Linked DNA regions of Homo sapiens: regions 2 and 3 are each linked to region 1. A link is an interaction called in ENCODE POLR2A ChIA-PET data of the cell type or tissue named here. Cell type or tissue: MCF 10A. All regions are shown on one strand. Links, peaks and the distances in the headings refer to the core of each region. The heading gives the core; the rest is flanking DNA.

Region 1 (6,648 bases), core at 1,058-5,057:
TTGGGCTCAGGCCCAGGCTTCAGGGTGTCTACTGCTGTCTTGTCCCCAGCCAGTGTCCACCTCACCAGGGCAATGCAAGGGCAAAGTAGGCAAGCTGGTGCCATGGCGAGCTCTGGGGCTCTCACCTGGGCAGGTGACACCTGTGAAACGGGTGGCACACTGACCTCCCAGCCCTGTGGGCACTGGTCACAGGAAGCAGGGGCCTTTACTGGAGAGGGGTTGGGAGACTCTGACAAGGTGCAGGAATGCCACACACCTCAAAGAGCAGCCTCAGTTGGGCTCTGCACAGTTCACTGAGGAAAAAAACAGAGCTTCTCCTTCTCCCCTTTGTGACAACTCAATGTTATGAGACTCCAACATGTCCCTGACTACTGCCTGGACAGCTGAGCTACTCTGCAGGACCCCAGGATGCCCTGGGCACTAGGAGAAACCTGGGATGGCTGGCAGCAACCTGTGCACCCCTCAGGCCGCTGCAGGACCCCAGTCCCTCTGAGGGTCAAGGCCTGTGTCACAGTGGTCACTGGAAGCCAGGCCCGCCTTCCTGGGCTGATCTGTGGGGGAGGCCACCCTCCTGGACAGGATGGCAAACTGGCAACAGACCCCCGAGGAGTGAGCACAGCTGCAGGCCCTCGCCCCAGAAGGACAATGCTGATCCCCGCGCATGCTCCGGTGCTGCGTGTCCCGAGTTCTGGTATCGCGCATTATGTGGTGAAGACAGAGGTGCAGTCCCTCCAGGAAGAGAGAAATAAATAAGCAGATGTTGTTTCCAACAGCCTCCAATTGGGAGACAGATGCCCAGTGGCCAGAGCACAGGAGACTGTCAGGGCCGACCTGATGGTGTAATTTATTTAAAATGCTACAAAAATACAGCCAGGTGCAGTGGCTCATGCCTGTAATCCCAGCACTTTGGGAGGCCGAGGCGAATGAATCACAAGGTCAGTTCCAGACCAGCCTGGCCAAGATGGTGAAACCCCATCTCTATTAAAAATACAGAAATTAGCCGGGCGTGGTGGCGGGCGCCTGTAATCCCAGCTACTCGGGAGGCTGAGGCAGGAGAATCGCTTGAACCCGGGAGATGGAGGTTGCAGTGAGCCGAGATCATGCCACTGCACTCCAGCCTGAGCGACGGAGCCAGACTCTGTCTCAAAAAAAAAAAAAAAAAAAAATAGCCAGGCGTGGTGGTGCACACCTGTAGTTCCAGCTACTTGGGAAGGTGAGGCAGGCGAATTGCTTGAACCGGGGAGGCAGAGGTTGCAGCGAGCTGAGATTGCGCCACTGCACTCCAGCCTAGGCGACAAGAGCAAAACTCCATCTCAAAAAAAAAAGAAAAAAGCTACAAAAATGTAGAAGGCACGGCGGCTCATTCCCGTAAATCCGAGCACTTGGGGAGGCCGAGGCGGGCGGATCACTTGAGGTCAGGAGTTTCAGACCAGCTTGGCCAACATGGTGAAATCCCATTTCTACCAAAAATACAAAAATTAGCGGCGTGGTGGTGGGTGCCTGCAGTCCCACCTACTGGGGAGGCTGAGGCAGAAGAATCGCTTGAACCTGGGGGGGGGCGGGGAGCCAAGATCGCGCCACTGCACTCCAGCCCGGGAGACAGAGCGAGACTCTGTCTCAGAATAATAAATTAAGTAAAATAAAAATGCTGCAAAAATACAGCCCGTTTGTTTTTAAACAGGCGCAACCACATGTAATTCATTTTAAGTTTCTTTTCCCACCCAAGTAAAAATCAAGTCATAAATTAGGAAAAGCATTAACAGAAGTATGTTTCAGCCCCAGCGCGCTGACCTGTGGTTGGAATACCGGCCCTGGAGCCCGGAGGTCGGGGCCCACCCGCCGAGGGAGGTCTGGGCGCTGTCCTGGTCTCCACGGAGCTCGCGCACTCACGGGGCCGAGGCACCAAGGCGACCGGCGCAGAGCCAGCGCCGTCTCCACAACAGGGCAGGGCGCGCAGCTGCGGGGGAGGCCTCGCCCCTCCGCTCCCCTCCCCTGCCCTCCGCCCCGGCCCTCGGGGCGCGGCGTCCCCCACGTGCTCCCCTCACGCGACCGCGAGGGCAGTGGGCGTGCGGCACCCGGGAGCAGGAAACTCCGTGGCCTCTGCGGCTCTGTGGAGAGCTCCCCTCCACCGCCGCAGCCCCCGAGCCCGTGTATCTTCCTGCCTTTAAGGCATCGCAGCCTCCTCGGCCTGGAGGCCCCGGGCTCGCTCCGTGCGGACCCCGCTCCAGAACCCGCCCAGCGCGCAGATGCCGTGTCCCGGCGCAAGGCCAGAGAGGGCGCAACTCTGGACGTGGGGCCGCCACCGAGCCTGCCCTTCCCGGCTCCCGAAAGGCCCCGGGCTCAGAGCCAAGACTGCGCTTGCCCGAGGCCCGTCGGGCCCGCCCTCCCTCGGCGCCCCCAGCGCAGCTGCCCGCCGCCCGACCGGAAGCCCGCACTCGCGCCTGCGCCCCACCCCGTCCGCGCGCCGGCCGCGGCACTGCGGCGGTTACCAGGACGCTGAAGCAGCGCAGCCAATAGCGCCAGCCTGGCGGCGTGCTCCCGGCAGCCAGCCAATGAGACGGCAAATCAATCATTTGAAACACCCAATGGACGGAGCACTGCGGCGCCAGGAGGGGGATTGTGATAGGGAGATAGGAGGCTGCGGCTGACCAATAAAGACCAAACTGGCTTAAAAAGGCGGACCTTAGGCAGCTTGATTGACGGGGGCAAGGCCAATCAAACGAGGGAGCTTGCCAGCCTCGTTCTGGCAGCCCATTCCGAGACTAGCGGAGGCGGGCAGGGAGGGTATATAAGCGTTGGCGGAGCGTCGGTTGTAGCACTCTGCGCGCCCGCTCTTCTGCTGCTGTTTGTCTACTTCCTCCTGCTTCCCCGCCGCCGCCGCCGCCATCATGAGGGAAATCGTGCACTTGCAGGCCGGGCAGTGCGGCAACCAAATCGGCGCCAAGGTAAGTTGCCGGGGCGCTGGGGCCAGGCGGGCCTGCCGGGCGGTGTGGGCGGGCGGCCGGGGAAGATGGCGGCAGCAGCGGCCGGGCGGCGCCCCCGCATTGCGGCCGCCGGGCCCCCTCCGCGGGGAATTGGCCGAGCCGGGCGACCGAAGCCCCCAGGAACCCGGCGGCCAGGGCGCGCGGGGCGGGGGAGGGGCGGGGAGGGCCGGGCTGCCGCGCCCGTCCGGGGCGGGGCTGCCTCCCTGCGCACCGGCCGCGGTGACTCAGCCCCGGCCCGCCCGGGCCCGCCCGCGTCCCTTGTAGTTTTGGGAGGTGATCAGCGATGAGCACGGCATCGACCCCACGGGCACCTACCACGGGGACAGCGACCTGCAGCTGGAACGCATCAACGTGTACTACAATGAGGCCACCGGTGAGGCCCCGGCCCCTTCCCCGACCGCCCTCCGGGGACCCCGCGGCCCCTGCCTTGGCTGACGCCCTCCCGTCCCCGCAGGCGGCAAGTACGTGCCCCGCGCCGTGCTCGTGGATCTGGAGCCCGGCACCATGGACTCCGTGCGCTCGGGGCCCTTCGGGCAGATCTTCCGGCCGGACAACTTCGTTTTCGGTGAGCCGTGGCTGGGGACTGGGCGGCGGCTCAAAGGTCAAGGGGCTGCTCCAAGGGCACCGCCGTGGGAACTGCGCAGCCGGGGCCCCTGGACGCCCTCCTCTTCTCTGAGCCACTCAATCCCCTCTACTAAATCGGCTTTGGGAGCAAGGTCCAGCTGTCTGCCGAGGCGAGGAGCCGCCACACACGTAATCTCCCTGCAGGGAGCTGAGCTGGGGCAGTGGCTGTTCCTCTGTCCTTGGGAATTGGCAGTGGCCCCCCCGGGGAGGGGTTTGTTAAGCTGTCAGGTTTGGCCCCTGACTTAATTCGTAGCAGGGCAGGCTGCCGTCTTTTGGCTTTGAAGGGTCCGTTTGCTCTACCTCCAGGGTGAATTCTGTGGTCAGCTCACACCATGTCACTCGGCTTTTTTCGCATGGCGGTGACCAGTAGTGCTGTCTACCTGGCTGACAAATGATTAGCTGTGTTCTCTCACAGGTCAGAGTGGTGCTGGGAACAACTGGGCCAAGGGGCACTACACAGAAGGCGCGGAGCTGGTGGACTCGGTGCTGGATGTTGTGAGAAAGGAGGCTGAGAGCTGTGACTGCCTGCAGGGTTTCCAGCTGACCCACTCCCTGGGTGGGGGGACTGGGTCTGGGATGGGTACCCTCCTCATCAGCAAGATCCGGGAGGAGTACCCAGACAGGATCATGAACACGTTTAGTGTGGTGCCTTCGCCCAAAGTGTCAGACACAGTGGTGGAGCCCTACAACGCCACCCTCTCAGTCCACCAGCTCGTAGAAAACACAGACGAGACCTACTGCATTGATAACGAAGCTCTCTACGACATTTGCTTCAGAACCCTAAAGCTGACCACGCCCACCTATGGTGACCTGAACCACCTGGTGTCTGCTACCATGAGTGGGGTCACCACCTGCCTGCGCTTCCCAGGCCAGCTCAATGCTGACCTGCGGAAGCTGGCTGTGAACATGGTCCCGTTTCCCCGGCTGCACTTCTTCATGCCCGGCTTTGCCCCACTGACCAGCCGGGGCAGCCAGCAGTACCGGGCGCTGACCGTGCCCGAGCTCACCCAGCAGATGTTTGATGCCAAGAACATGATGGCTGCCTGCGACCCCCGCCATGGCCGCTACCTGACGGTTGCCGCCGTGTTCAGGGGCCGCATGTCCATGAAGGAGGTGGATGAGCAAATGCTTAATGTCCAAAACAAAAACAGCAGCTATTTTGTTGAGTGGATCCCCAACAATGTGAAAACGGCTGTCTGTGACATCCCACCTCGGGGGCTAAAAATGTCCGCCACCTTCATTGGCAACAGCACGGCCATCCAGGAGCTGTTCAAGCGCATCTCCGAGCAGTTCACGGCCATGTTCCGGCGCAAGGCCTTCCTGCACTGGTACACGGGCGAGGGCATGGACGAGATGGAGTTCACCGAGGCCGAGAGCAACATGAATGACCTGGTGTCCGAGTACCAGCAGTACCAGGATGCCACAGCCGAGGAGGAGGGCGAGTTCGAGGAGGAGGCTGAGGAGGAGGTGGCCTAGAGCCTTCAGTCACTGGGGAAAGCAGGGAAGCAGTGTGAACTCTTTATTCACTCCCAGCCTGTCCTGTGGCCTGTCCCACTGTGTGCACTTGCTGTTTTCCCTGTCCACATCCATGCTGTACAGACACCACCATTAAAGCATTTTCATAGTGTGTGGTTTCGCTTTGCCCATTCCTTCCAGTAGGCCCTCCGGGTGCTGTTGCCGAATGTCAGGGCGTAGTTGTCCTGCATGGCTGCGGGGAGCCAGGCTGCAGCTGAGCTGGGCTTATGTGCCCAGGACCAGCATGGGCTGGACACCCAGGCTTCAGAGAAGTGTGGGGCTGCCCTGGGCCCTGGGTATCTGCTTGGTGGGGAACTTGCTTGTTGAAGGCAGGCCTGTCCTGTTCCAGGTACCCAACCTTGGGGCTCGGCCTGTGTCTGGGACTTAGGTGGGTCCAGTGACCCCCCTTCCAAAAGGGGTAGGGAGGATGGCAGACAATCCTACCCCAACCAAGGTGGGACCCTGGTAATGGTCAGACAGGTGGTCCTGAACCAGCAATGAAGGGTGAGCAGGTAGAGCCGTCCCTCCCCACATTGGCCGGGGTGTGTCCATGTGACCCTGCCCACTCTACTCACCGGGGATGAACCCCATGTAGAAGGGGATCAGGCCTTGGCTGCTGTAGATGTGGTTGCTGGGCCAGTGTGTTCCAGGCAGCTTCTCGCCCAGGTCACAGTGGGGGTTTCTAAACAGGAACTGGGGAGACAGGAAGGTGCTAACAAGCTCCCTCCCCGGCAGGCAAACAGATAGTCAAGTTGTCCCAGTGGGGGCCTGGCCGGAGGGCCGGCACTCCGTGGGAAAGCTGCTAATGCTCCCAGCCTTCTGCATCCCCCTACCCCCGACTCCAAAACTTGAGTGCAGGGATCCAAGCAAGACTCAGGAGAGAGGGGTTGGGGCGGCACCTCCGGGGACAGGAGAGAGCCAGGCAGAGCCCCCTCCTCAGGCTTCTCAGGGAACCTGGCCTTCAAGGCACCCTCCAGGGAAGCTGCCAGGCAGGAGAGGAAGTGTGTGTGTGAGCTGGGAGCAGGCCCTGGATGGCGCTTTCCTACCTGGCTCTTGTCGAATTCGTCCATGGCTTGCATGACGCCGTCTCGGTAATTCAACCCCATTACCCAGGTGAAACGGGGAATGAAGCCAGCATAGCCTGGGGGTAGGCAGATGTACGGGCTACCCCAAGCCCCCTTAGCCTTCCCCTGGGCACACCCACCTGCCCTCAGACGTGTCAGGGAAGCCAGGCAAGGCTCCCTTTCGTTCCCTGAACGTTGGCGACTGTCTGATGTGGCCAAATGGGAACAGGCAGGCAAGGCACCGCCTCGTCTTGGGAAAAGCTGGGCTCCTGGAAGCAGCTGGGAGGCAGAGGAGGTCCCCCCAGGCCGCTAGCCTGTTCTGGAGCAGGAAAAGTGGGCCCCTGTGGCAGCCTCCTCAGGGGCTCTCACACTGCAAGAACCTTGTGGGGAGGGGCGGCCTTCTCCAGCCCAGCCCAGGCCCACACCCACCTGAGATGGCCTTGCGTTGGATTAGGTTAGGG
Region 2 (6,648 bases), core at 484-4,483, 53 kb before region 1:
CCCCTGTCTCCAGCGGGGCACAGCCCAAGGGAGGGGTCCTCACCTTGTGGAACTCACGCAGGAAGGAGCGCTCGTACTCGCCCCGGCAACGGTCCTCCATCCTCTCCCGGGTCACCTGGTGCAGGGTGGTGGTCACAGCCTCGGCACTGACCCGCTCCAGCAGACTGAGCCTGTGTCTAGAGGAGAGCCCTGGCCATGGGGCACCCAGAGCACACACCGGCCCCTCTAGCCCAGAACAGCCCCATGCCAGGACTGCCCTGCCTGTAGAGTGCATGCAGCACACACACACACACACACCCAGCACACACCTCCCCACAATCCTCAGCTGTGGGGGGCGGTTGTACCAAAGGCTTCAAGAAGCCACTGGGAGCACAGAGCACTCCCAGGCTCTGCTGTCCCCGCCCAGCTGGCCTCTATCCAGGTAGGGACACTGGCCTTCCCCATGTGATCAGTGGCAGCAGGTGTGGCTGTCGGGGGCCCTAGCCTTATCTCCTAGGATCAACTCTGAAACGACAACCAACTGCACTGCTACCCTGGCCGCAGAGGTACAGATGCCACTGTTTGTGCCTTTCAGTGCAGTCTCTGGTCTACAGTGACAAAAGGACTCAAGAGGAGGATGAGAAAAGTTGCCGTGTAACTTTTGCAGGGATGAGCCCAACAGAAGCCCTTCACGGTCTCCCTGACCCCTGCCAGCAAAAGGAGCACTCCTTTAGTCCACCTTTAGTCCACCTAAGACCTCTCAAGTAGCTGCATGGCTACACCCCCGTTCAATGTGACAAAACCACCACAAATGGCCAAGGGTATGACAATTGCTAGAGAACTACAACAGGACCTGTCTCTCACAACAAACCCCTCTCCTCTCCAAACTAACAAGAGACTGCTTGCCCTCACAGTGACCTGATCTTCCTGGAGAGAAGCAGCAGCAAGCTTCTGTTCACAATTACAGGGCAAGGAATGTCGACGAGGGTGAGAATCATTCCTCCCCAGGATCGACAAAAGGCACAGTGGAATTCTGCAGAGTCCAGGAAGTTTGGAGTTGCTAAGAAATTTGCTGCTGCAGACACAAGCCACATAGGGCCTTACCAGGGTCAAGGCATGAATCTGTGGGACTGAAGGTGAGTGACAGAAGAGAGACACCTGTGTCCAGGACACGCTGCACAGGAATCCCTGGGACTCTCTCTCTGTCATGTTCCTGGTTATCAGGACGGCTCACCAGCTTTCTGCTGAGGCCAGCTGGACCCAGGGGAGCAGCGGGGAACCAGAAGGAGCAAGGGCATGGCCATCGGGACAGACTACTCACAAGACCTGGCTGAGCTGATGGAACTGCTCCAGAGCCTGGCGACACCAGCACTGTTGCTTGTCACTGCTGCACCCTGCACACAGCGGGCTCTGCAGGAGCCGGTAGTACCGGCGACGGGCATACCGGCTGTCCAGCTCCCCTTCCAGTTCCGGGTCTGTGCCCCCTTCCCCCTTCCTCTTACTCTGCATATAGACTCTCAAGAAGCACCCATACAGACGCTGGATCATCTCTTGGAAGGTTCTGGGGGTGCTAAAGAACAAGACTCCGCGCAACATAGTGTGGACTTCTTCTCGCAGCCCCTGAGCACCAGTGCCCATCAGCAAGCCCAGGCGAGTCCATTTCTCCAGCAGCTCTAGGCTACGCAGGTAGGGATCCAGGCGGCTCTCCAGCAGGCCAAAAGCGTCAAGGAGTAGCAAAAGGCACTGGGGCTCATCCGCAGAGTTCTCGCATTGGGAGATGGCATTCCAGAACTCAGGGGAGATGTTGGCCTGCAGATCGTTCTGCAGCACCTCCACGAACCACTCCTCCAGGACCGAGTGTAGCCCGTGGCCCCTCAGAACCTCCACCGCCGCCCGGAGCTCCTCTTCCTTTGGCGGGACTGCACCGCTGGTCCGGGAAGACACCTGGGGTGCAGAAAACCGTGAGGCGAGGGGAACACAACATAGAGGTGGGGAGAGGCGGGGAAGGGAAGAAGCTGAGGGGGAGGCTGCAAAAACTCCGCTGCCCCCTGTCCGTGCTGCCCGGACGTTGGGCCGAAGCTATGGAAGGGCTGTCAGCGGAGCTGAACGAAACGAAACGGAAAGGTGGTGGAAAATGGCAGGACAGGACAGAGGCGGATGATGGACAGAGCCGTATGAACCCGAGGGTAGCGGCCCCAAAGCGCGTACGGTCCCGGAAACTCCGCGCGGGGCCGCCCCTCTCTTCCCAGGCCTCACCAGCCCCAGCGCAGCCGGCGGCACCAGGCCGGTGCTCACGGTGTTCCAGGCCACTAACAACTCCTGTCCGGGCCGGGAGTCGCTGTCCCCCTCCGCCACCACAACTGCCGCCGCCATCTGCACCCACCGACTCCGAGATTCGCTCGGCGCGGCGCGCGGCGATGACGCACGTCTGCACGCGCAGCCATGACGCGCACAAGGCGCTCAGCGATGACGCGCTAGTTCGGCGCGCCGTGGGGGAGTCGTGCGCAGGCGCGGACAGCGCTGCTTCCGCGGCGGTTGGGGTGGTGGGGCCCCGGGCGGCGTTGACCATGACCCAGCAGGGCGCGGCGCTGCAGAACTACAACAACGAGCTGGTCAAGTGTGAGCGGCGCAGCCGGGACGGGGAGGTCGGGAGGGCCGCAGGGCCGGGTTCCCGGCTCGCAGCGGGGTGCCCCTGGACCCGCCTCGCTGCGGGCATCGCGCGGCTGAGCAGAGCCCTCCGTGCCGGAGGCCGGGTGTCCGTGGCCCGAGCCCTCGCTGGCTCGCAGGCCCCGCGCCGGGCGCTCGGGGGTGGTGCCTGACTCTGGCTTCCTCGGGTGGAAGGAGGCCCGCCCTCCGCCGCCGCGCTCCTGCCCTGGGCCCACAGCGCCGCCCCTCCCGGCCCCCAGGCATAGAGGAGCTGTGCCAGAAGCGGGAGGAGCTGTGCCGGCAGATCCAGGAGGAGGAGGACGAGAAGCAGCGGCTGCAGAATGAGGTGAGGCAGCTGACAGAGAAGCTGGCCCGCGTCAACGAGAACCTGGCACGCAAGATTGCCTCTCGCAACGAGTTCGACCGGACCATCGCGGAGACGGAGGCCGCCTACCTCAAGGTGGAGCTCGGGAGGCCAGGCCGAGCATCAGGGGATAGGCACGGCAGGGGTGTTGCCACGGCAAGGCGTCAGGACCGGCTGGGGCTCCCGGCTGTGGGCAGTCTGTGCCTCGCTGGCATTTCGGGCAGGGGCAGCGTGGCCAGGCCCATTGAGGAACCCAGGCTGCTGTGGGAGTGACTGTGGGGCTGTCTGTGGGGCCTGGGGCATCCTGGGTCCTGGTCTTTATCCGGTTCTCGCTAGCCATGTGGTTATTTCTGCTCAGTGTGAAGAGCCAGGTCTTGGGCAGAGCACCCAGCACGGGCCAGTGCTAACCCAGCCTGGCTTTGAGGGTGGAGAGGAAGTGTTTTGGGTCAGATTCCGGAGGGAAGAGGGCCCTGCCACCCCGTCTGCCAGTCCCCTTGGGCTTCCGCCTTCCCCCACACAGGATCCCTTGGCTACAGCACCCCCAGCCAGGTCCCAGCACCTGAGTGTGAGGACAGCTGGGGCTTAGGACCTTACCAACAGGTGAACATTAACAACCTTCTCACTTCTCTGGCCCCAGATCCTGGAGAGCTCCCAGACTTTGCTCAGCGTTCTCAAGAGGGAAGCTGGGAACCTGACCAAGGCTACAGCCCCAGACCAGAAAAGTAGCGGCGGCAGGGACAGCTGACCAGACCACGGGCAGGGCCTGCCTCCGTGTGCCCCTCAGCTCAGCCCCAGCAAGTGTGTGCTCAGAGCATCTTTGTTCTTCACGGCAGCAGCTACCTTCCCTCACTGTCTCAGGTGCCGAGAGGGGCAGGTGCCAGCCTCCACTGGCATCAGTGACAAGCCCAGGGCACAGCCCACCCGGGGGTCCTCGCTTCATGCTCACACAGGCTATGGGGATGGTGGGCTCCAGGTCAGCTCTGCAAGGGGCTTGTCTCTGTGGCACCCACACTCCTGCCCTGCCAGGGAGGCTCTGGTTGTCTGAGCACCATGGGGGCCCCCTCACCTTGTCCCTCCTCAGCCAGCAGAGGCCCAGGGCAAGGGACAGGAGGACAGGGGTTCTCCTTCACCACAGAACCCAAACCTCAGGTCTCACCCCTGTGGCCTGTGATTATGAATAAAGATTATCTTTGTAAAGATCCGTGCCAGCCTGCTGCTTGCCCGTATCAACAGCATGGGGCTGCCAGACACCTGCAGAGCCAGAGCCTGAGGCTCCCCCTTGGGAGAGGAGGGAGGAGGGTCTGGAGTGGCCTCCCTGTGACTGCCCCACTAGCCTCAGGGACACCGCTGAGGGTGCCCACCCTCCCCAGGCCAGCCCCACCCTGAGCCCTCCCCAGCAGGGCCGCCGGTCCTCTTCCCCTGACTGGCCCACGGCTCACCCTCCTCTCAGGAGCTCTGCTTGCTCGTCCTGTTCTCTGCCACACCCTGGTGGCCAGCATAGGACCCAGCCCAGAGAGACAGCTGGGGATGCCAAGCATATCCAGCAGCTGCCTCAGATTCAGGTCCCTCTCAGCAAGGACTGGGGGGAGTTCACACCCCCCACCCCCGTCGGTTCCTCAGTTGCAAGTTTTGCTTGGCCTGATGACACCACTGCTGCCACCAGGCCCTGCTGCCCACCTTTCCCTGGCCGCACACCAAGCACTGGCCACTTCCATCCTTCCATGTGCCCTGGGGCCTCTGTTTTGTCCCTGCAGCAACCAAGCATGGCCCGAGGACTGGGCCGATTTGGGAGGCATGTGTTGATCCAGAGGGTCCAGAAAAGAGCTGGGCCTAACCCGACCAGGGAAATACACCAAACTCTCCTTCCGCCGGAGTTTGGCCAGACAGCATCTCTTTATCTCTTTGCTCTTAGGTTTGATCCTCCAGGGAGGAAATGGTGCTTGGGTTCCATGGGCTGTAAACAGCCCCAGCTCTGGCCGTCTGAGGCAGGCGCTGCTCCCGGCCTGCCTCATCCTGTGGGTCGGGGGGCACGCCAAGCCCAGCAGAAGACACCGTCCCCTGTGCTGCCCTCATGCTGCCCTTCCCTTGGTCCCTCCCCAGGCTCTGGGCCCCTCAGAGAAGCCACTTCAGGCCCAACAGCTGCAACACTCTCACCCTCCCACCTGAAGTCTAGGCCCCTGACAGCAGGCCTGTCATCCTACCTCCCACAGTGCCAGCTCTGGGAGGCTGGGGTGGAGGGGCAACAGGTTAACAGGCCATGGAAGTTGGGAGGTCAGAGCCTTGGCCACTGGGACATCAAGGAGTGGGGGTACCAGATCGGGGTCACCTCCCACACACCCTGGCATAGACGTGCAAACTGGGGCCCACTGGACCCCATGTGGCCTCTTCCTGCAGAGACCTCCCCCTGCTCCCTTCTCAGCCAAGGACCACGCAGTGGGGACACCAGCAGCCTTGTCCAGTGCTGTTTATTGAGTCCATCATCAGAGGCAGGAAAGACGCCACTCATCACAGAGGGCATGTGGGCTGCGGGCAGGGGCTTAGGGTCCTGCAGAGGACAAGTAGCTGGGACAGCCCTTCACCCCGACACCCCATGGCCACTGTGAGGCAGGCTGAGGAGACAGGACAGGGAATGGCCAGGTGCAGAATCTGCACAGCCCCCTGCCGGGTCGCAGATGGCCACCACCCAGCAGGCCCCTGGCACTCACCCACAGGCAGTTCCCCACCCCACTTCCCCCTTGGACCCTCCCAAATCAGGGCCGGGGAGTGAGACCCAGACCTGGCCCCGATGGCAGGAGGCACCCTAGCTGCTTCCAGGGCCAGGAGGGGTGGGTGGGATACAGTGAGGCCAAACAAGGCAGAAGCGGGTGCAGTAGTCCCTGGCTACTGCCCAGCTTCCGGGACTCCCACAGCTGGGCTCAGCCTTGGTCCTGGCAGTGCTGGGCTCAGAAATACAGGGCTGGCTCGCTGCGGAAGTCCGAGAGGTCATTCTGACTGGCGGGTGTGAGCTGAAAGTGAGAGGACAGAATGTGGACACATGGGCTCGCCCGGGTGTCAGACTCCCCCCAGCGCTCCACTCCCCCGCATCTCACCATGGCCTCCACGGGCGGGGGCTCTGCCTCCCTCGGGGCCTGCTCCAGCGCCTGCTCCTGCCACTTGCTGAAGGCCACAGAGTGCTTCGGGGTGTAGCTGGACAGGCCTGTGAATGGAGGTGCACATGCAGACGTGGACACAGACCAGGCTCCACCCCTCCCAGGCTGCCTGTCCCCCAGGTGGGCACTCACCTGAGCTACCCTCTGGCAGCCGAGAGCTCTCGGGTCTCACGCTGCTCACAAACGTGGCCCGGGGCAGGAAGAGTGCAAAGGGCTTCTCCTCTGAGCCGGATCCCTCTTCCTCCTCTTCCTCTTCCTCCTCCTCCTCCTCCTCCTCCTCCTGCTGGTCCACCTCTTCCTCCTGCTCTAGGGAGCTCTCGGAAGGGTACTCAAATGTGGTCTGCAGGCTTTTGTCGTTGAAGGAGATCTTCATCTGGGAGTGAGAGTCACGTGAACGAGGGCTGAGGGCCCACATGGGCACAGTGATGCCAGGGGCTCAGGTTCAGCCCTCAGGATGAGGCTGACCCAAGTGGGGCGCCAGACACACCATCAACCGTTCCGGGGGCTCCA
Region 3 (6,648 bases), core at 1,207-5,206, 110 kb before region 1:
GGCAGTGACGCGATCTCGGCTCACTGCAAGCTCTGCCTCCCGGGCTCATGCCATTCTCCTGCCTCAGCCTCCCGAGTAGCTGGGACTACAGGTGCCTGCCACGACGCCCGGCTAATTTTTTTGTATTTTTTAGTAGAGACGGGGTTTCACCGTGTTAGCCAGGATGGTCTCGATCTCCTGACCTTGTGATCCACCCACCTGGGCCTCCCAAAGTGCTGGGATTACAGGCGTGAGCCACTGCGCCCGGCCATACATCTTTATAATTGCTATAATGTGTTCATGAATTGACCCTTTTATTACTATATAATGTCCTTATATCATGTAATAATTTTTTTTTATTTTGAAACGGGGTCTTTTTCTGTTGCCCAGCCTGGAGTGCAGTGGTGCAATCATAGTTCATGACTGCCTCAAACTCCTCGACTCCCACAATCCTCCTGCCTCAGCTGCCTGAGTAGCTAGGACTATAGGTCCTAATTTATTTTATTTTTTGTAGAGACGGGATGTCACTATTTTGACCAGGCTGCTTTTGAACTTCCTGTCTCACTTGATCCTCCCACCTCAGCTTCCTCAAGTTCTGAGATTACAGGCATGAGCCACTGTGCCCAGTCCATCCTTTTACTTTCAATCTATTTAAATCTACTTCTCAACAGCATCTGGAATTTGGCCATTCTCCTTCCTGAACCGTATCTTCAATGATGAGATGTTTTCCTGGTTCTCTGGCTGCCCTTGCCCTCCTCCCTGACCCCAATCTTCTCAGTCTGGTGGCACTCAGGACTAGGCCTGGCCCCTTCTTCCAACCTTTCCGGACGACAAAAACCATCTATACCTAGGGACTCCTAAAACCTGTCTCCCCTGGCAGACTCTGATCCCGGCACCACCTGCCCACCAAGGTCTCCATGGCGCCTCCCAGGCATCTCACAGTGGGCAGATCCAAAACGGAGCTCCTCAGTGTCCCCAAGCCAGAGCCTGCACAGCCTTTGCTGGCCCCTCCACCCAGGGACCCGCCCTCCTTTTCCCAAGGCCCACTCCTGCGGAGCCCTCCTCCCCCACTCAGCTTTTCCCACAGCCAGGCAGCTCTCCTGGCCTCCTGCCCTCCAGTGTCTCCACCCAGCCAGAGCAGTTTCACAGTAAACATCTCAGACCTCCAGTCCACGCCAAAATCTTCCCGCACATCAACTGAACCCTCCATGCTACCTCTGTAGCAGGACGAGCCGCAGACAAAACCCCTGACAACGGGTTAAAGACGGAAGTGGCGAGACTCCGTCTCAAAAAAAAAAAAAAAAAAGGAAGTGGCTTCATTCCGCGGGAACTTCGGCAGACTTGCGTCTTTAAGTACCGAGCTCCCTGAAAAAGAAATTCCCGGCCCTTTTAAGGGCTTACAACTCTAAGGGGTCCACATGGAAGGGTCCTGGTAGATTGAGTAAGCGCGGGAAATGTGACTAGGGGCTATGCATCAGCTCACAGAACAGAAAGTTTTACAATGCTTCTGCATACAACGTCTGGAATTTACAGATAACACAAGTAGTTCAGGTCAGGAGCTGATATTATTATTATAATTATTAACCACCAGGGCTGGGTGGTGGCGCCAAGGTCGTCTGGCTATTTATCTTACTTCTGTTTCTTTCCAACTGTTTGCTTTCTCCCTTTCCTCCTGCCTTATAAACTAGGCAAGGTGGGGAGAGGAGGCCAGCAGGAAAAGTGGTGGTCTGCTTCCTTACCTCCAGGACCTGTAGGACCACGGATGGACTGAGACAACCCCCACTCCGTCTCCCAGCCCTGGGAATTTCACCGTCTCAAATATGCCAAGGTCCTCCTTGCCTCAGGCAGTTTCGCTCAGGCTCAAGTCAGCCCCCTCCCCACCCTGCCCGGTGCCAGCAGCTTCTCAGCCCTCAGATCTTGCCTTCAGTGCCGCAGCCTCCGCTGAGCCCTCAGAACCAGCCACGGTTCTTCCCCAGGGCCCTGCTCTTTTCCACACAGGACGTACACATGTGCCACCTGCCTCTGCCTGTCTGTGGCTGGCTTCTCACCAGCCTCTCCTACAAATCTGTTTTATTCATCTCTGCAGTCAGAACTAAAACGGCAACTGGCCACGGTAGGCGTTCAAGGAGAATGAAACAAAGAATATGCCTGTTTCTTCCCAGCCAAGAATAGGTTGTGCTCCCAGAGACAGACACAAAAGGGACTCAGAAAGGCATGCTCTGAGTTGAGAGTCTCAACTGAATCTCAGTGACTCTCCGACTGAGAGTCTATAACGCCCTTAAGCCAAAGACCACTGCAAACACGCCTGTAGTTAAACAAGTTGGGTCTTTTACTCTACGTACAAACACACCAGGTTGAGACGTTGAGGTGTCTCAGCAACAGGGTGTTCGGAGGAAACTATTACAGGATTTCACCTGTAGTTGGGTGATTTGGGGGATGATCTAAGGAAGGAGGATTTGGTTCTAGATTAGACGCACGCTGGAGCCCAGGAGGTCGAGGCCGCAGTGGGCCATGATCGCCACTGCGCTCCAGCCTGGGCGACTAAGCGAGACCTTGCCACAAAAACATAAAAAAAGATTAGACGCTGTGGGAAGGAAGAGGGTAATTCTCAGCTTATGATCGCTGCATGTGACAGGGTGAGCTGTGCGTTCCCTGCTTAGAATCAAGAAGAGGTCTTAGTTCATCTCACTTTGTCGTGGTGTCTGCGTGGCGCTTCATGCCTCACAGAACATGGGCTGGCTACGAGGGTCAAACCAGGCCACAGCAACGCGTCAGGGGCCGCTTGCTTTCTTAGGAGCAACAGGTCCAGAGGCTTCCGCTCCAAGAGGGACTGGGGCCTGGGCCAGGACCTTGCCGAAAAGCAAACGAAGCCCAGACAACCTGCTGGGGCTCCAACCCTTCCTCCCACCACCACCGCCCCGCAGAATTTGGGTCGCTGAGACCGCTGCAGGCGTGCCGACCACGGCTGCCCCGGCCCGGAAAGCAGATTTGCCCCTTTTTGCGGGGTAAGGGTGGAGAGGGCGGCGTCGGGGGGAGTCGAGTCTGCCCGCCCAGGCCCCGCTCGGAGCCGCAGGCTGGGAGGGCGGCGGGCGCAGCGACCCCGGGCCTCGGTCCGCCCGGCGCGGTCCTCACCCTGCAGCACAAGAGCCGCCGGCAGTTCTTGCTGTTGCCGTAGCTCTCGCCAAAGCTCTGCGTCACCGAAATGAAGTCCTGATGAAGCAGCGGCGGCGGATGCGTGGAAGGGGGCCTCGAGGAACCACCGGCGGCATCAGGAGACCCGGTCCTGTAAAAGACTGAGAGCTCCGCCTCTCCGATACTCGCGGGCAGCCATTGCGGCGCACAGAACCGTCCGCGTGTGAGCAGCGCGCACGCGCACGCAATGCGCCTCAACCCCGCAGCCTATGCGCCTGCACTGAGAGCTCACGGCTTGCGGCGCCTGCGTCTACCCCGCGCGCAGTCGCCACGGCAACAGGGCGGGCCTTGGTTCTGCTTCGGGCGTGGTCGGTGCATGGTCCTCCAGCACTGTTCGCCCCGCGGGTCTGGTCCTGGGTTCCTTTCGCCTCCTGTCGTCGGACGGCACCGGCTTTGCCCACGGCCTCGCGGGGAGACGCAGACACCCGGGACCCGGGGAGGCGCCCGGGCGCCGCCGCCATGTTGTCAGGGAGCGCCCGCTCCCAGCTCTTCGGTTCCGGGACCCGCGGCGCGGGGATGGGGCTGGGCCGCCCTTGGTAGCCGTCCTGGGCTGGGGGCCACCCTGGCCGCGTGGTCACCGGCAAGAAGCCCAGGGCCTCACCCGGGCGCGGCGTCGCGGGGGCCGAGGGAAGGACCGGACCCTCCCGAGGTCGCGGACCCGGCCGGCTGGGGCGAGGCTGGGGTGGCCCCTACCCCGAGCTAAGCTGGCCGCGCCGCATCTCACCGTCGCCGGGGCCCGAGCGCTGCGCCTGGACCGGCGCCGAGCGAGGGGGCCAAGCGGCCGGCTGGACCCACAGTCCCCGCGCCATAGGCGGGTCGGGGCTTTCAGACTCGGCTCCAGCCCTCAAACCTGGTAGCCTTGGAGGTCAGCTTGAGATGACTGCGCTTCCTGCGCGCGTTGTCCTCCCCAGAAACGCTCAAAATGGCAAAGCGGCGTCCGTGGCCGCCGGAGGCCTGTGTTCTCCCCTGCCGAACCTCACGCGCGGCCCCTCCCTCATTTTCTTCTGGCCAGGCTGCCCCCTGCCCCTTGGGCGATTCTGCTGCGTCCCACGGTCCTGGCTGTGGCATTTCTGGGTGTTTGGAGGGCTCCCCCGGCAACGACGTCTAATGTCTATAATCCCGGCCCTTTGGGAGGTCGAGGGGGGGCGGGGGATCACTTGAGGTCAGGGGTTCAAGACCAGCCTGGCCAATATAGTGAAACTCCGTCTCTACTAAAAATACAAAAAATAGCTGGGTGTGGTGGCGGTTGCCTGTAGTCCCAGCTACTCGGGAGGCTGAGGCAGGAGAATCGCTTGAACCCGGGAGGCAGAGGTTGCAGTGAGCCGAGATCGCCTCGTTGCACTCCAGCCTGGGCAACAGAGCGAGCCTCCGTCTCATAAGATTAAAAATAAATAAGAAATCACAAAAAATTAGTACGTATTTTGAGCTGAATAAAAATGGAAATATGCACATGAAAATGTATAGGATGCAGCTAATACAGTGCTTAGAGAAAGTTATAACTGCAAACTCTTAACGTTAGAAGAGGTGAGGCCGAGAACAGTGGCTCACCCCTGCGATCCCAATGCTTTGGGAGGAGACTGAGGCCGACCCCGGAGGATTGCATGAGCCCAAGAGTTTGAAATTAGCCTGAGCAACACGGTGAAGCTCCATCGCTACAAAAAAATATGAATTAAAAGGCCGGGCGCGGTGGCTCATGCCAGTAATCTCAGCACTTTGGGAGGCCAAGGCGGGCAGATCACGAGGTCAAGAGTTTGAGACCAGCCTGGCCAATACAGTGAAACCCCGTCTCTACTAAAAATACAAAAAAAAAAAAAAAAAATCTAGCTGGGTGTGGTGGCGGGCACCCCAGCTACTTGGGAGGCTGAGGCAGGAGAATTGCTTGAACCTGGAGGGCAGAGGTTCCAGTGAGCCAAGATCGTGCCACTGCACTCCAGCCTGGGTGATAGAGCGAGACTCCATCTCAAAAAAAAAAAAAAAAATAGGTGTGTTGATGCACACCTCTAGTCCCAGGTACTTGACAGGCTTAGAAAGTGGATCCCTTGAGCATGGGAGGTGGAGACTGCAGTGAGCTAGGATTGCACCACTACACTCCAATCTTGGCAACAGAGTGAGACCGTGTCCCCCCCGCCCCCCCCCCCCACACACACACACAAAATCCAAGCTATTCGGAAGACTAAGGCGCGAGAATTGCTTGAGCCTGGGAGGCAGAGGTTACCGTGAGCCGAGAATACACCATTGCACTCCAGCCTGGGCGACAGAGTGAGACTGTCTCAAAAAAAAAAAAAAGAAAGAAAAAAGGAAGTCAGTGAACTAGAACGCGGAAAAACAACAGAACATCTATGAAATAGAAAGTTTTTATTTATTCACTTATTTTTTTTCGAGACAGAGTCTTCTCTGTCGCTCAGGCTGTAGGTGCAGTGGTGCTATCTTGGCTCACTGCAACCTCTGCCTCCTGGATTCAGCGATTCTCCTGCCTCAGCCTCCGGAGTAGCTGGGATTACAGGCGCCTGCCACCACACCCAGCTAATTTTTGTAGAGACAGGGTTTCACCAATGTTAGCCAGGCTGGTCTCTAACTCCTGACCTCATGACCCACCTGCCTCGGCCTCCCAAAGTGCTGGAATTTCAGGCGTGAGCCACCGCACCCGGCCTGAAATAGAAAGTTCTGGCCGGGCGCTGTGGCTCACGCCTGTAATCCCAGCACTTTGGGAGGCCAAGACGGGCGGATCACGAGGTCAGGAGATCGAGACCATCTTGGCTAACACGGTGAAACCCCGTTTCTACTAAAAATACAAAAAATTAGCCGGGCGTGTTGGCGGGCGCCTGTAGTCCCAGCTACTCGGGAGGCTGAGGCAGGAGAATGGCGTGAACCCAGGAGGCGGAGCTTGCAGTGAGCTGAGATCGCGGCCACTGCACTCCAGCCTGGGGGACACAGCGAGACTCCGTCTCAAAAAAAAAAAAAAAAAAAAAGAAAGAAAGTTCTTAAAAAGTTGTTTCTTAGAAAAGATCAACAAATTTGATAAATGTTTAGCTAAACTGGCCAAGAAAAAACTAAAATTAGGAATAAAAGAGGGGCTATCACTACTGCCCTTCCAGATACAAAACGATTGTTAGAGAATACTACGAACAACTTTATGTCAATAAATCAAGCAGCTTAGATGAAATGGACAAATTTCTTAAAGCATATAAATTGCTGGCCGGGCACGGTGGCTCACGTCTATAATCCCAGCACTTTGGGAGTCCGAGATGGGCCTCAGGATTACCTGAGGTCAGGAGTTCGACACCAGCCTGGCCAATATGACGAAATCCCATCTCTACAAAAAAATACAAAAAAATTAGCCGGGCGTGGCGGCGGGCACCTGTAATCCCAGCTACTCGGGAGGCTGAGGCAGGAGAATTGCATGAACGGTGGAGGTTGCAGTGAGCTGAGATCGGGCCACTGCACTCCAGCCCTGGGAGATAAGAGCAAAACTCTGTC

The links. ChIA-PET counts read pairs that join two places held together with the same protein. Peaks named below come from ENCODE experiments on the same cell type or tissue, not always from the same donor. Only the 100,000 strongest peaks of a DNase experiment are listed, where the experiment ranks them.
Region 2: POLR2A ChIA-PET joins it to region 1 with 37 read pairs; 28 of 35 experiments call an interaction of 5 or more read pairs at or near these places.
Region 3: POLR2A ChIA-PET joins it to region 1 with 36 read pairs; 28 of 35 experiments call an interaction of 5 or more read pairs at or near these places.

The regions. Positions count from the first base shown.
Region 1 is chr9:137,238,473-137,245,120 of GRCh38, forward strand. TUBB4B (tubulin beta 4B class IVb) reads left to right here and starts at 2,815. Exons shown (of 4, transcript NM_006088.6): 1 at 2,815-2,945; 2 at 3,249-3,357; 3 at 3,439-3,549; 4 at 4,024-5,235. The coding sequence starts at 2,889. The coding sequence ends at 5,084. It overlaps CIMIP2A (ciliary microtubule inner protein 2A), which reads right to left. Exons shown (of 7, transcript NM_001001710.3): 4 at 6,617-6,648; 5 at 6,170-6,264; 6 at 5,699-5,816; 7 at 5,127-5,316. The coding sequence ends at 5,228. RefSeq lists silencers at 1,840-2,659, 2,990-3,219. In MCF 10A, for the core only: no CTCF peak of the experiment used is centred there; DNase peaks (open chromatin) are centred at 1,969, 2,649 and 3,209.
Region 2 is chr9:137,186,181-137,192,828 of GRCh38, forward strand. It overlaps ANAPC2 (anaphase promoting complex subunit 2), which reads right to left and starts at 2,380. Exons shown (of 13, transcript NM_013366.4): 1 at 2,236-2,380; 2 at 1,301-1,923; 3 at 44-176. The coding sequence starts at 2,352. SSNA1 (SS nuclear autoantigen 1) reads left to right here and starts at 2,496. Exons shown (of 3, transcript NM_003731.3): 1 at 2,496-2,598; 2 at 2,886-3,085; 3 at 3,627-4,186. The coding sequence starts at 2,547. The coding sequence ends at 3,734. It overlaps TPRN (taperin), which reads right to left. Exons shown (of 4, transcript NM_001128228.3): 2 at 6,271-6,511; 3 at 6,079-6,185; 4 at 5,439-5,994. The coding sequence ends at 5,932. RefSeq lists an enhancer at 2,288-2,507 and a silencer at 2,538-2,887. In MCF 10A, for the core only: a CTCF peak has its summit at 3,081 (motif pointing right); DNase peaks (open chromatin) are centred at 2,481 and 2,901.
Region 3 is chr9:137,126,403-137,133,050 of GRCh38, forward strand. No RefSeq gene overlaps it. Among named protein-coding and RNA genes, the nearest start is that of GRIN1, 9.4 kb to the right of the region's middle. RefSeq lists an enhancer at 1,809-2,018 and silencers at 3,009-3,088, 3,449-3,958. In MCF 10A, for the core only: no CTCF peak of the experiment used is centred there; a DNase peak (open chromatin) is centred at 3,389.